2 separate regions of the Homo sapiens genome follow, and region 2 is linked to region 1. Evidence: read pairs that join two places in POLR2A ChIA-PET (ENCODE). Cell type or tissue: Panc1. All regions are shown on one strand. Links, peaks and the distances in the headings refer to the core of each region. The heading gives the core; the rest is flanking DNA.

Evidence for each region. ChIA-PET counts read pairs that join two places held together with the same protein. Peaks named below come from ENCODE experiments on the same cell type or tissue, not always from the same donor. Only the 100,000 strongest peaks of a DNase experiment are listed, where the experiment ranks them.
Region 2: POLR2A ChIA-PET joins it to region 1 with 12 read pairs; 3 of 35 experiments call an interaction of 5 or more read pairs at or near these places.

Annotation. Positions count from the first base shown.
Region 1 is chr19:4,048,800-4,054,093 of GRCh38, forward strand. ZBTB7A (zinc finger and BTB domain containing 7A) reads right to left here. Exons shown (of 3, transcript NM_015898.4): 2 at 5,172-5,294. Among named protein-coding and RNA genes, the nearest start is that of ZBTB7A, 15 kb to the right of the region's middle. In Panc1, for the core only: no CTCF peak of the experiment used is centred there; no DNase peak of the experiment used is centred there; H3K27ac peaks cover 651 bases.
Region 2 is chr19:3,927,706-3,933,144 of GRCh38, forward strand. ATCAY (ATCAY kinesin light chain interacting caytaxin) reads left to right here. Exons shown (of 13, transcript NM_033064.5): 13 at 1-377. It overlaps NMRK2 (nicotinamide riboside kinase 2), which reads left to right and starts at 5,364. Exons shown (of 8, transcript NM_170678.3): 1 at 5,364-5,439. In Panc1, for the core only: no CTCF peak of the experiment used is centred there; no DNase peak of the experiment used is centred there.

The DNA.
Region 1 (5,294 bases), core at 1-5,000:
ACTCCGTCTCAAAAAAAAAAATTTCACTTTTTAAGAGCGAAACTCCGTCTCAAAAAACAAATCTGCCAGGCGTGGTGGCGCAGGCCTATAATCCCAGCTACTTGGGAGGTGGAGGTTGCAGTGAGCCCAGATCACGCCACTGCCCTCCAACCTCGGTGACAGAATGAGACTGTCTCCAAAAAAAAAAAAAAAGAGAGGCAGGGTCTGGCTTTGTCCCCCAGGCTGGAGGGCAGTGGCGTGATCACGGTTCCCTGCAGCCTCGAACTCCTGGGCTCAAGCCATCGTCCTGCCTCATCCTCCAGAGTAGCACACGCACCACCACACCCTATTAAATAGCTATTAAACTATATGTGTGTGTGTGTGTGTGTGTATATATATATATATATATATATATATATATATATATATATGTAAGTTTGAGAGATGGGGGTTGAGCTACGTTACCCAGGCTAATCTCAAACTCCTGGGCTCAAGTGATCCTCTTGCCTCGGCCTCTCAAAGCTCTAGGATTACAGGTGTGAGCCACTGCGCCCGCCATGAACCCCTTTCCCTACCACAGAAGGAGACAGTGGGCTTCTGCCACTCCATCCTGCCCCTACCCCTGGGGTAGGATGAGGCCAGCCAGTGCCTGGTGCCTTCATTCATGCCACAGACCTTTGCCGAGCGCCCGCTGAGGGCCAGGCCCTGTTCCAGGTGCTGAAAATACCGCAAGGAACAAGACAGGCAAACATCCCTGCCCTCTCGAGGCTGGCGGCGGCCGAGGTGTTTGGTGACAGATAGGGTGACCAACTGTTCTGGTTTTAGCACTGAAAGTCCTGCATCCTGGGAAACCCCTCTGTCCGGGACAAAGTGGGGCAGTTGGTCACCCTAGTAACCAAGTCCCCACCCCACGACACCCAGGACTGCCCACTCTCCCCTCACTTCAGCGTCACTCCCCTATCTGGGCTCCACCCTGACGTGCAAAGGTGCAAAGCACAAGCTACGCTGGGGCCTTTGCATGTGCTGCTCCCGCAGTCCGGGGTACTTTCTTTTTTCCTCCTGGATCTTCACAGTCAAATTTGGGCTCAAATGTCACCTCCTTCCCCAGCCCTGTCTCCATCCTCCTGTCATCACCACCTGACTCTTCTATTGTTTTTTTTTCTGAGACCGAGTCTCGCTCTATCTTCCAGGCTTGAGCGCAGTGGTGTGGTCTCCGCTCACTGCAACTTCCGTCTCCCGGGTTCAAGCAATTCTTCTGCCTCAGCCTCCCAAGTAGCTGGGATTACAGGCCCTCTGCCACCACACCTGGCTCATTTTTGTATTTTTAGTAGAGACGGGGTTTCACCATGTTGGCCGGGCTGGTCTCGGACTCCTGACCTCAGGTGATCCACCCGCCTCGGCCTCCCCAAACGCTGGGATTACAGGCGTGCGCCACCACACCTGGCTGATTTTTGTATTTTTAATGGAGACAGGGTTTTCACCATGTTGGCTGGGCTGGTCTTGAACTCCTGACCTCAAGTGATCCGCCTGCCTCGGCCTCCCAAAGTGCTGGGATTACAGGCGTGAGCCACCGCGCCCGGCCGGTCTCTCTTGTTTCTGTTGATTTCCTTGTTTCTCCTCTGTCTCCCTGATTGGATTGTGAGCCCCGAGAAGGCAGGGGTTGGGTGTGACTTGAGGGCCCCTCCCTGCCTGTCTCGCCCCATGGGGGCAGCGTGGACCCAGCTTAGCCTGGAGCCTCTAGCCTACAAAGCCGGTCACCATATCAGTGGGGTGCCTGTGGCCTAGGTGGCTCCTGAACCCTTGGAATGTGGCCACTCTGAACTGATGTGCGCTGGAAGTGCAAAAGGTACCCCAGCTTTTGAAGACTTGATATGCAAAAGGTGATGTAAAATGGCTCAATGAGGATCGTGCACATTGACTACACATGGAAATGCATCTACTGGGTTAGGTAAAATGTTTCAAGTCACTTTCACCAACTCTCTTTGACTTTTTTTGAACGGGGCTGTCAGAAAATGTAAAAATATGTAAGTGGCTTGCTGGCCGGGCATGGTGGCTCACACCTGTAACCCCAGCGCTTTGGGAGGCTAAGGCGGGCAGATCACCTGAGGTCAGGAGTTCGAGACCAGCCTGGCCAACGTGGTGAAACCCCGTCTCTACTAAAAATACAAAAATTAGCCGGCATGGTGGTGGGCGCCTATAATCCCAGCTACTTGGGAAGCTGAGGCAGGAGAATCGCTTGAACCTGGGAGGTGGAGGTTGCAGTGAGCTGAGATCGTGCCACTGCACTCCAGCCTGGGCGACAGAGCAAGACTCGTCTCAAAAAAAAAAAAAAAAAAAAAAAAAAAAGTAGGTGTCTTGCCTATTCCCATTGAGTGATGCCAATCTATAGTAATAAAGTGTACTCCTTCCTGGGATCCGGAGGGCAGGAGGGAGCCCTGGGTCTCAAGAGCCCTGGCTAGAACCTGACCTACTCCTTGCTGCTGCCTGTTGTGCCCCACATCTGAGCCACCTCGGGTTTCTTCCTTCTCACACTCAATAGACTGAAGACTTCTTTAGTGTGGGGACTGGCAAACTCCTACTCATCCCTCAAAGCCCTACCTTGAATGCCCCTCTACCTTTCCTAATTCCCAAAGACCTGGCTCCCCTCTGGGTTCCTCCAGCCCTAAGTCCCTCCCTCTGGCACCAGCTACAGAGCTGGTGTCCCTAACTTTAACCCCTCCTTGGCTCTGTTGCCCTGAGGGTCAAGGCCTGGCCCTTGGCAACCAGACCCCTACCTTATCTCTAGCCTTGCTGCCCCACTGAAGCCAACAGAACGTGGTAACTTGCTAACAGAACCCTGGCCTAACCAGGTCTGTTACCAGCCTCCAGGCCTCTGGTTTACTGATCACCTTCTGCAAAGCCCACGGCAAGGTCTCCGGGCTGCCTTGCCCAGATCTGGCACAGGGCCGGGGTCACAGAGGGGATGGCAGCCACTAGGTTTTTCTAGAACCGTGCAGAGACTCCCCAGATGAGCCTGGGAGGCCCAGAGAGAGGAAGGGACTTGCCTGGAGCTGCACAGCAGGCCAGAGGGCCACGCAGAGGCGGGGTGGGGGCGGAGGTATCCCTAGTTTCATCACCCCGAGCCCCAGCCTGGGTAATTATAGCCCCGGCCACCACAGGCCCCACTTACTCAACGCCCTGCTGTGACTCAGAGGGGCCTCGGGCTCCCAGGCTTTTGGAGGGTGGAGGTGCTGGTGTCCTGGGGAGGGGGGACCAGAGCACGGGGTGGGGGAAAAGAGGAAGCAGGTGGGTCTAAATTGGGGTGGGAGGAAGAGGTCTCCACAATTGTCCCTCTCTAAGCCTCAGTTTCTCTGACTGAGGGGATCAGCCCCGGGTCGGGTGGGATAGCCAGCAGTGCCCGAGTCAGAATGAAACCGGGCCTGTGGCCTGCGGCCAGGGAGGCAGGGTGGGGGTCACCACCTTCGCTCAGCCTGGTCCCCTCTGCAGACCCCAGTTCTCTGCACCCCACCAAGCTGCTCTTCCTGAGCTCAGAGACGAACCCACAGTGACCCCTGCCTGGAGGAAGAGGAGCCCCCCAAGACCTCCAGTACCCCAACCTCACCAAGGAGGGACAAACCACCAGCTACACTGCCTGCCTCCCAAAGTGCCCTTTGCCCCCTGCCTGGCACTCCTGGGCGCCGGAGTCCAGGCCGCACCTTCCTCTCCTGGCCTGCTGGGGAGGGGGCCGGGGTGCTGGGGAGGGGTCAGTCCCAGTTCCTGTCCCCACGGGGTGGGGTTGGGAAGCTGGGACAATGGCCTCTTTCTTCAGCCTCGGTGGGCGTGGCTGGGGGAACCCCAGGGCGGGCGGGGGGCAGGGGGTGGTGCTGAGTCACCCAGCCTGGCCAGGTCCCTGCCTGCCAGCCCCCTGCCCCCACCGCTACAGCCCGCCCCGGATCTACGAGGCCCAGCCAGCCACCTCTGGACTCCTGAGACCGAATTGCAAACTGCCCGGGCCTGGCCTTGAACTCCTGCTGTTTAGGGACCAAGTCCTGTGGCTCCCAGGGGGGCACAGTGATCTCTCAAGCTGAGCTGGCCTCAGGGCCTCTGCACTGGCTGTTCCCTCTGCCTGGAACGCCCTTTCCCACAGCTGCTCCTCCCCTCCTTCAGGTTCCGGCAAGGCCTGTCCCCGGCGCCTAGAACAGGCCTGGCACCAGCAGACGCTTCATAAATGTTGGCTGATTGAAGCAAATGACCCAGGCTCACGGGAAACTCAGAAGCCGCTCCACGGCCTGGGCTGTCCCTCCCTAAGCCTGAGGGCCTGTCACCCTCTCCCAAAGCAGAAAAAGAAAAAAATCCAAAAGTGCAGAAGAGAAGAACCAGCCCTCCAGGAAGGAAGAACGACTGTGCCTTCCCGCCCACCTCCCGCAGCTCAACCCTGTCCGGCACGCTTTGCATATGATGTGGCTGTCATCTTATGTCTGGCCTGTGCTGTCACCCACCGGGATGTCCACCCACAAGGGCAGGGCCTGGTCTAGGCTGTTCTTAACAGCCACGTGGGTCAGGGAAGCGTTCGTTGGCTTTGGGCCCAAGAGGTGGGGTGTGTCTGTTTGCGTGTGTGTGCATATATGTGTGTCTGTGGGTGCATGTTTGCATGCATGTGCATGTATGTGTGCGCATGTACGTGTCTGTGTGCATGTGCCTGCATGCATGTCTGGGGGTGCGTGTGCATCTGTGTGCGTGCCTGGGTGTGCGTGTGTGCGTGCGTGCGTGCGTGCATGTGTATGTGATGTGTATGTGGTGTGCGTGTGTGTGCGCGCATGTCGGTGTGCGTGTGTGTGCGTGCATGTGTATGTGATGTGTATGTGGTGTGCATCTGTGTCTGCATGTGTCTGTGTAGCATGTCTGTATGTGTATGTGGTGTGCGTGTGCGTGTGTGCGTCTGTGTGTGTGCATGTGTACGTGGCATACGCGTCTGTGCATGTGTGTGCATGTGCGTATATATGTGCAAGTGCGTGTATGTGTGTCTGCGTGTGTGTGGATGTGTAGGTGACGTGCATGTGTCTGTGCGTGTACGTGTCTGTGTGCACGTGCGTGTATGTGTGCGTCTGCGTGCATGTGTGCGTGCGGTGCAGGGAGAGAGGCGGGAGGGGTCGTGAGCGGCGGATGCTGGGGCAGAGAGCAGGACGGCGCCTCCCCCGCGGCGGGCAGCTCACCTGGTGAAGCGGACCTTGCAGATGTTGCACTCGTAGGGCTTCTCGCCCGTGTGGGTGCGGATGTGTCGCGGCAGCTTGCCGGCGCCCTGGATGACCTTCTCGCAGATGGGGCACTTCTGGAAG
Region 2 (5,439 bases), core at 275-5,274, 120 kb before region 1:
GCGAGGCCACCTGTCGGCAGGCATGCCGAGGTCAAACAGCCGGGGCCACCGTTCCCAGCTGGGCCACGACCTGCACCGTCCACAGATGGGCTTTGAGATGGATTTGTATCAGGGTGGGGGGTGTGGTTTGGCCAAAATGCAATGGACCCCGACCCCTCCTCGTAAAAGGATGTTGGGTTTCCCTCTGGTGACACATGGGATGCGTCATAAACCCTCCCCCAAAGTCCTGGTCAGCAGCCCATCCTTCCAACGATGAGTTTTGCGGTTTTTCAGAACAGAAATGATCACTACGATTGACGACGGTCGTGATGTTAAGACGTCGTCTCCATGAGCTTTGGGGGGACTTTTATGTGGAATAAAGAAACTATCACTGAGAAGGGAGGTTTGTTCCTTTTGAGTACTAGTAACAGGCAGGGCCCAGTGGCTCACCCCTGCCATCCCAGCACTTTGGGATGCGGAGGCGGGAGGATCACCTGAGGTCAGGAGTTCCAGACCAACCTGGCCAACATGGTGAAACCCCGTCTCTACTAAAAATACAAAAATTAGCCGGGCGTGGTGGCACACGCCTGTAATCCCAGCTACTCAGGAGGCTGAGGCAGGAGAATCACTTGAACCCGGGAGGCAGAGGCTGCAGTGAGCCACGATCACGCCTGCCAGTTCTCTCCATCCACCCAGTGGGGACACTGTGCGGTGGCCATGTCATACCCACCTTGATGTCTCTGTCACCAGCAGGTCCCAAAGTCATGCTACTGTGCTCCAGTTGTGTTTATGCCGGCAGGTGCCCTTTAGGGGAAAAGGTGGGGTCTTCGTGGGTGGATGGAGGGGACAAAGAGGGTGGAGCTGGTGCTGGGATCCTGGGGAGCCGCTCCCAGTTTGGAGGTGACAGCCCCCTCCTTTATCCTACTGCACGGGGTCTCTGATTACCCTGAGAGGTTTCTTGAAAACCCCATTCACGGCCAGGCACGGTGGCTCACGCCTGTAATCCCAACACTTTGGAAGGCCGAGGCAGGTGAATCACTTGAGGTCAGGAGTTTGAGGCCAGCCTGGCCAACGTGGTGAAACCCCGTCTCTACTAAAAATACTAAAATTAGCCAGGCGTGGTGGTGCGCGCCTGTAATCCCAGCTACTCGGGAGGCTGAGCCAGGAGAATTACTTGAACCCAGGGGGCGTAGGTTGCACTGAGCCGAGATGGCGCCACTTCACTCCAGCCTGGGCAAAAGAGACTCCGAACCCCCCACCAAAAAAAAACAGAAAAGAAGGCCGGGCGCGGTGGCTCACGCCTGTAATCCCAGCACTTTGGGAGTCCGAGGCGGGCAGATCACGAGGTCAGAAGATCGAGACCATCCTGGTTAACACGGTGAAACCCCGTCTCTACTAAAAATACAAAAATTAGCCCGGCGTGGTGGTGGGCACCTGTAGTCCCAGCTACTCAGGAGGCTGAGGCAGGAGAATGGCGTGAACCCGGGAGGCGGAACTTACAGTGAGCCGAGATCGTGCCACTGCACTCCAGCCTGGGTGACAGAGCAAGACTCCGTCTCAAAAAAAAAAAAAAACAACAGTAAAGAAAACCTCACTCGCTCTTTCATTCATTTCGGGGCACAGGGGGTCCAGTCCCTCACACCACTCCCAGCCCAAGGGGTGGGCTCAACCCAGGGACCTGGGGCCTTCCTGGGGACCAGGAGGAAGGGACCTTTCTGATCAGAGAACTAATACACAAGCAGCCGTCAGCCAAGCCAGCAGGAGGAGGGGTGTCCCCGGCAGAGTGACCCACGGGGAGCAAGGCCTGGGGCAGCCAGAGAGGGGCCTGAGGGCCGGATCGGCGCCACCAGTGTTGCAGAAAAACCCAGGACGAAATTAAAGTCTTCATCATTTGGTCACTTTCTTTTTATTATCATAATTACTTTTTTTTTTTTTTGAGACGGAGTCTCACTCTGTCACCCAGGCTGGAGTGCAGTGGCACAATCTCAGCTCACTGCAACCTCTGCCTCCCGGGTTCAAGCAATTCTCCTGCTTCAGCCTCCCGAGTAGCTGGGATTACAGGCGCGCGCTACCACGCCCGGCTAATTTTTGTATTAAGTAGAGATGGGGTTTCGCCATGTTGGCCAGGCTGGTCTCGAACTCCTGACCGCAGGTGGTTCTCCTGCTTTGGCTTCCCAAAGTGCTGGGAGTACAGGGGTGAGCCACCGTGCCCAGGCTTTTTTTTTTTTTTTTAATCAGGGTTTTCCTCTGTTGCTCAGGCTAGAGTGCAGTGATGCAATCTCAGCTCACTGCAGCCTCAACCTCCTGAGCTCAAGGGATCCTTCTGCCTCAGCCTCCCAAGTAGCTGGTACTACAGAAGCAGGCCACCACACCCAGCTAATTTTTTTTTTTTTTGGTAGAGATGGTGGGGGGCAAGGAGGCGGGGGTCTCACAACGTTGCCCAGACTGGTCTTGAACTCCTGGCCTCAAGCGATCCTCCCACCTTGGCCTCCTAAAATGCTGGGATTACAGTAGTGAGCCACTGCAAACATTTCTTTTTTTGAGACGGAGTCTGGCTCTGTCGCCCAGGCTGGAGTGCAGTGGCGCCATCTCGGCTCACTGCAAGCTCCACCTCCCGGGTTCATGCCATTCTCCTGCCTCAGCCTCCTGAGTAGCTGGGACTACAGGCGCCTGCCATCGTGCCCACCTAATTTTTTGTATTTTTAGTAGAGACAGGGTTTCACCGTGTTAGCCAGGATGGTCTCAATCTCCTGACCTCGTGATCCGCCTGCCTCGGCCTCCCAAAGTGCTGGGGTTACAGGCGTGAGCCACCGCGCCCGGCCAAACAGACACTTTTTTAATAAATCAAGATGAGAGTCACTTAATATAAAATTAACCATTTTTTTGTTTTTTCATTCTTTTTGAGATGTAGTCTCACTCTGTCGCCCAGGCTGGAGTGCAGTGGCGCGATCTCAGCTCACTGCAAGTTCCGTCTCCCGGGTTCACGCCATTCTCCTGCCTCAGCCTCCCGAGTAGCTGGGACTACAGGCGCCCGCCACTGCGCCCAGCTAATTTTTTTTTTGTATTTTTAGTAGAGACGGGGTTTCACCGTGGTCTCGATCTCCTGACATCGTGATCCGCCCACCTCAGCCTCCCAAAGTGCTGGGATTACAGGCGTGAGCCACCATAGCATACCCGGCCTAAAATTAACCATTTTTAAGAGTACATTCTTCACAATGTTTTGCAAATACCACCTCTATTAAATTCCAGAACATTCCATTACCCCAAAAGTAAATCTGTCCCCAGCAGCCACAGTCATCCCCACCCACCTCCCCCAGCCCCTGGCACCCACGCGTCCCCTTCCTGTCCTCGTGGATTGACGTGTCCTGGGCATTTCATGTAAATGGGATCACTGCACCGTGGGGCAGTGAGGTCGCTAATCAATACCCTGGGACCTGGGACTGCTTGGGGACTGGCAGGCATTTGTAGCCCCTGTGGCTTCTCCCTCTCCTTCCTGCCGGGGTGGGCTGGCACAGGGAGGCCTCCCAGAGGTGCCCTGCCAGGGCCTTTATCTGGGCATGTCACTGTCACCTGAGGCCCTGGGCCACGTGCCCCACCAAGAGGCTGCCAGGAAATTCTTGCCACCGAAACTGGGCCAGAGGTGAAGCCCAGGAGCCGGGCTTTCCTGGGTGCCTGCTTGAGCACCTGGAGGAGCTCTGGCCACAGACATAGCCACCCCGCTGCACTGCCACAGATCCTGTGGCTGACTGCTTTTTCTGAGCTTTCCTCATGAATACCCCAAGATTTCCAGTCCATTTTGCAAAAGCTCTTGAAGTCCAGGGTCACAATTCTGTTAACAGGACTCATAAAGTACATCATTGGTCGGGCGTGGTGGCTTAAGCCTGTAATCCCAGTACTTTGGGAGGCCAAGGAGGAAGGATCACTTGAGGCCAGGAGTTAGAGACCCGCCTAGGCAATGTAACAAGACCTCATCTCTTAAAAATTCTCTCTCTCTTTGGTGTATTGATCTCTTACTGCATACAGACATACAAACTTGGCCATCCTATCACCCCACCTTCCTAGTCACTTCCCATCCTCTGATCACCCCCCTGCTCCTGGGCTATAATTTCCCACTTTTCCTTGTATTGGTGGAAAGGGAGAAGATTGAATTCAATCTCCCTCCCATACTACAAAACCCCATGGTAGTAGTCCCTCACCCGCCTCAACAAAGTCAGCCTTACTGTTTTAAGAAGCATCAGAAAAATTATTTTCTGGTGGGGAGAGGCGTCACATGCCTGTAATCCCAGCACTTTGGGAGGCCGAGTTGGAGGAATCATCACGTGAGGCCAGGAGTTCAAGACCAACCTGGGCAACATGGCAAGACCCCATCTCTACAAAAAATTTTAAAGTTAGGTGTGGTGGTGCGAACCTGTAGTCTCAGCTGCTCGGGAGGCTGAAGCAGAAAGATCGCCCCAGTGTGAGAAGTTGAGGCTGCAGTGAGCTGTGATCACATCACCACACTCCAGCCTGGGCCACAGAGCGAGACCCTGTCTCAAAAAATTCAAAAATGTAGGCTGGGCATGGTGGCTCACACCTGTAATCCCAGCACTTTGGGAGGCCTGAGGCGGGCAGATCACCTGAGGTCAGGAGTTCAAGACCAGCCTGGCCAACATGGTGAAACCCCGTCTCTACTAAAAATACAAAAATTATCTGGGCGTGTTGGTGCTCGCCTGTAATCCCAGCTATTGGGGAGGTTGACGAAGGAGAATTGCTTGAACCTGGAAGGCAGAGGTTACAGTAAGCCAAGATGGTACCACTGCACTCCAGCCTGGGTGACAGAGCAAAACTCTGTTTCAAATTTATTTATTTTTATTTTATTTTATTTTATTTTTTTGAGACGGAGTCTCGCTCTGTCGCCCAGGTTGGAGTGCAGTGGCACAATCTCAGCTCACTGCAACCTCTACCTGCCAGGTTCAAACGATTCTCCTGCCTCAGCCTCCCAAGTAGCTGGGACTACAGGCGTGTGCCACCATGCCCAGCTAATTTTTTTTGTATTTTTAGTAGAGACGGGGTTTCACCATGCTGGCCAGGCTGGTCTCGAACTCCTGACCTCGTGATCCGCCCGCCTCGGCCTCCCAAAGTGCTGGGATTACAGGCGTGAGCCACTGCACCCGGCTCCATCTGAAATTAAAAAAAAAAAATTAAAACATTTAATAAGAGAATACTTTTTCCCTTTACCAGTAGAAGAGAGAAGCAGCAGAGTGTCATTCCTCCCCATTACCCCCTCCCCGCCCCGCCGGCCCCCAGTCAAATGACTCCACCCACAAGGCAGGCACGGGATGAATGGTCCCTGGTGTCACGCTGAGATCCTGTGGCTGGGCCCCCGGTCACCTGGGCAAGGCTATCTTGTGATTCACTGCTAAGGATCTTAAGCCCACCTTGGCCCTGACCTCGTTGGAAAACGAAGCTCCCCGCAGGGTC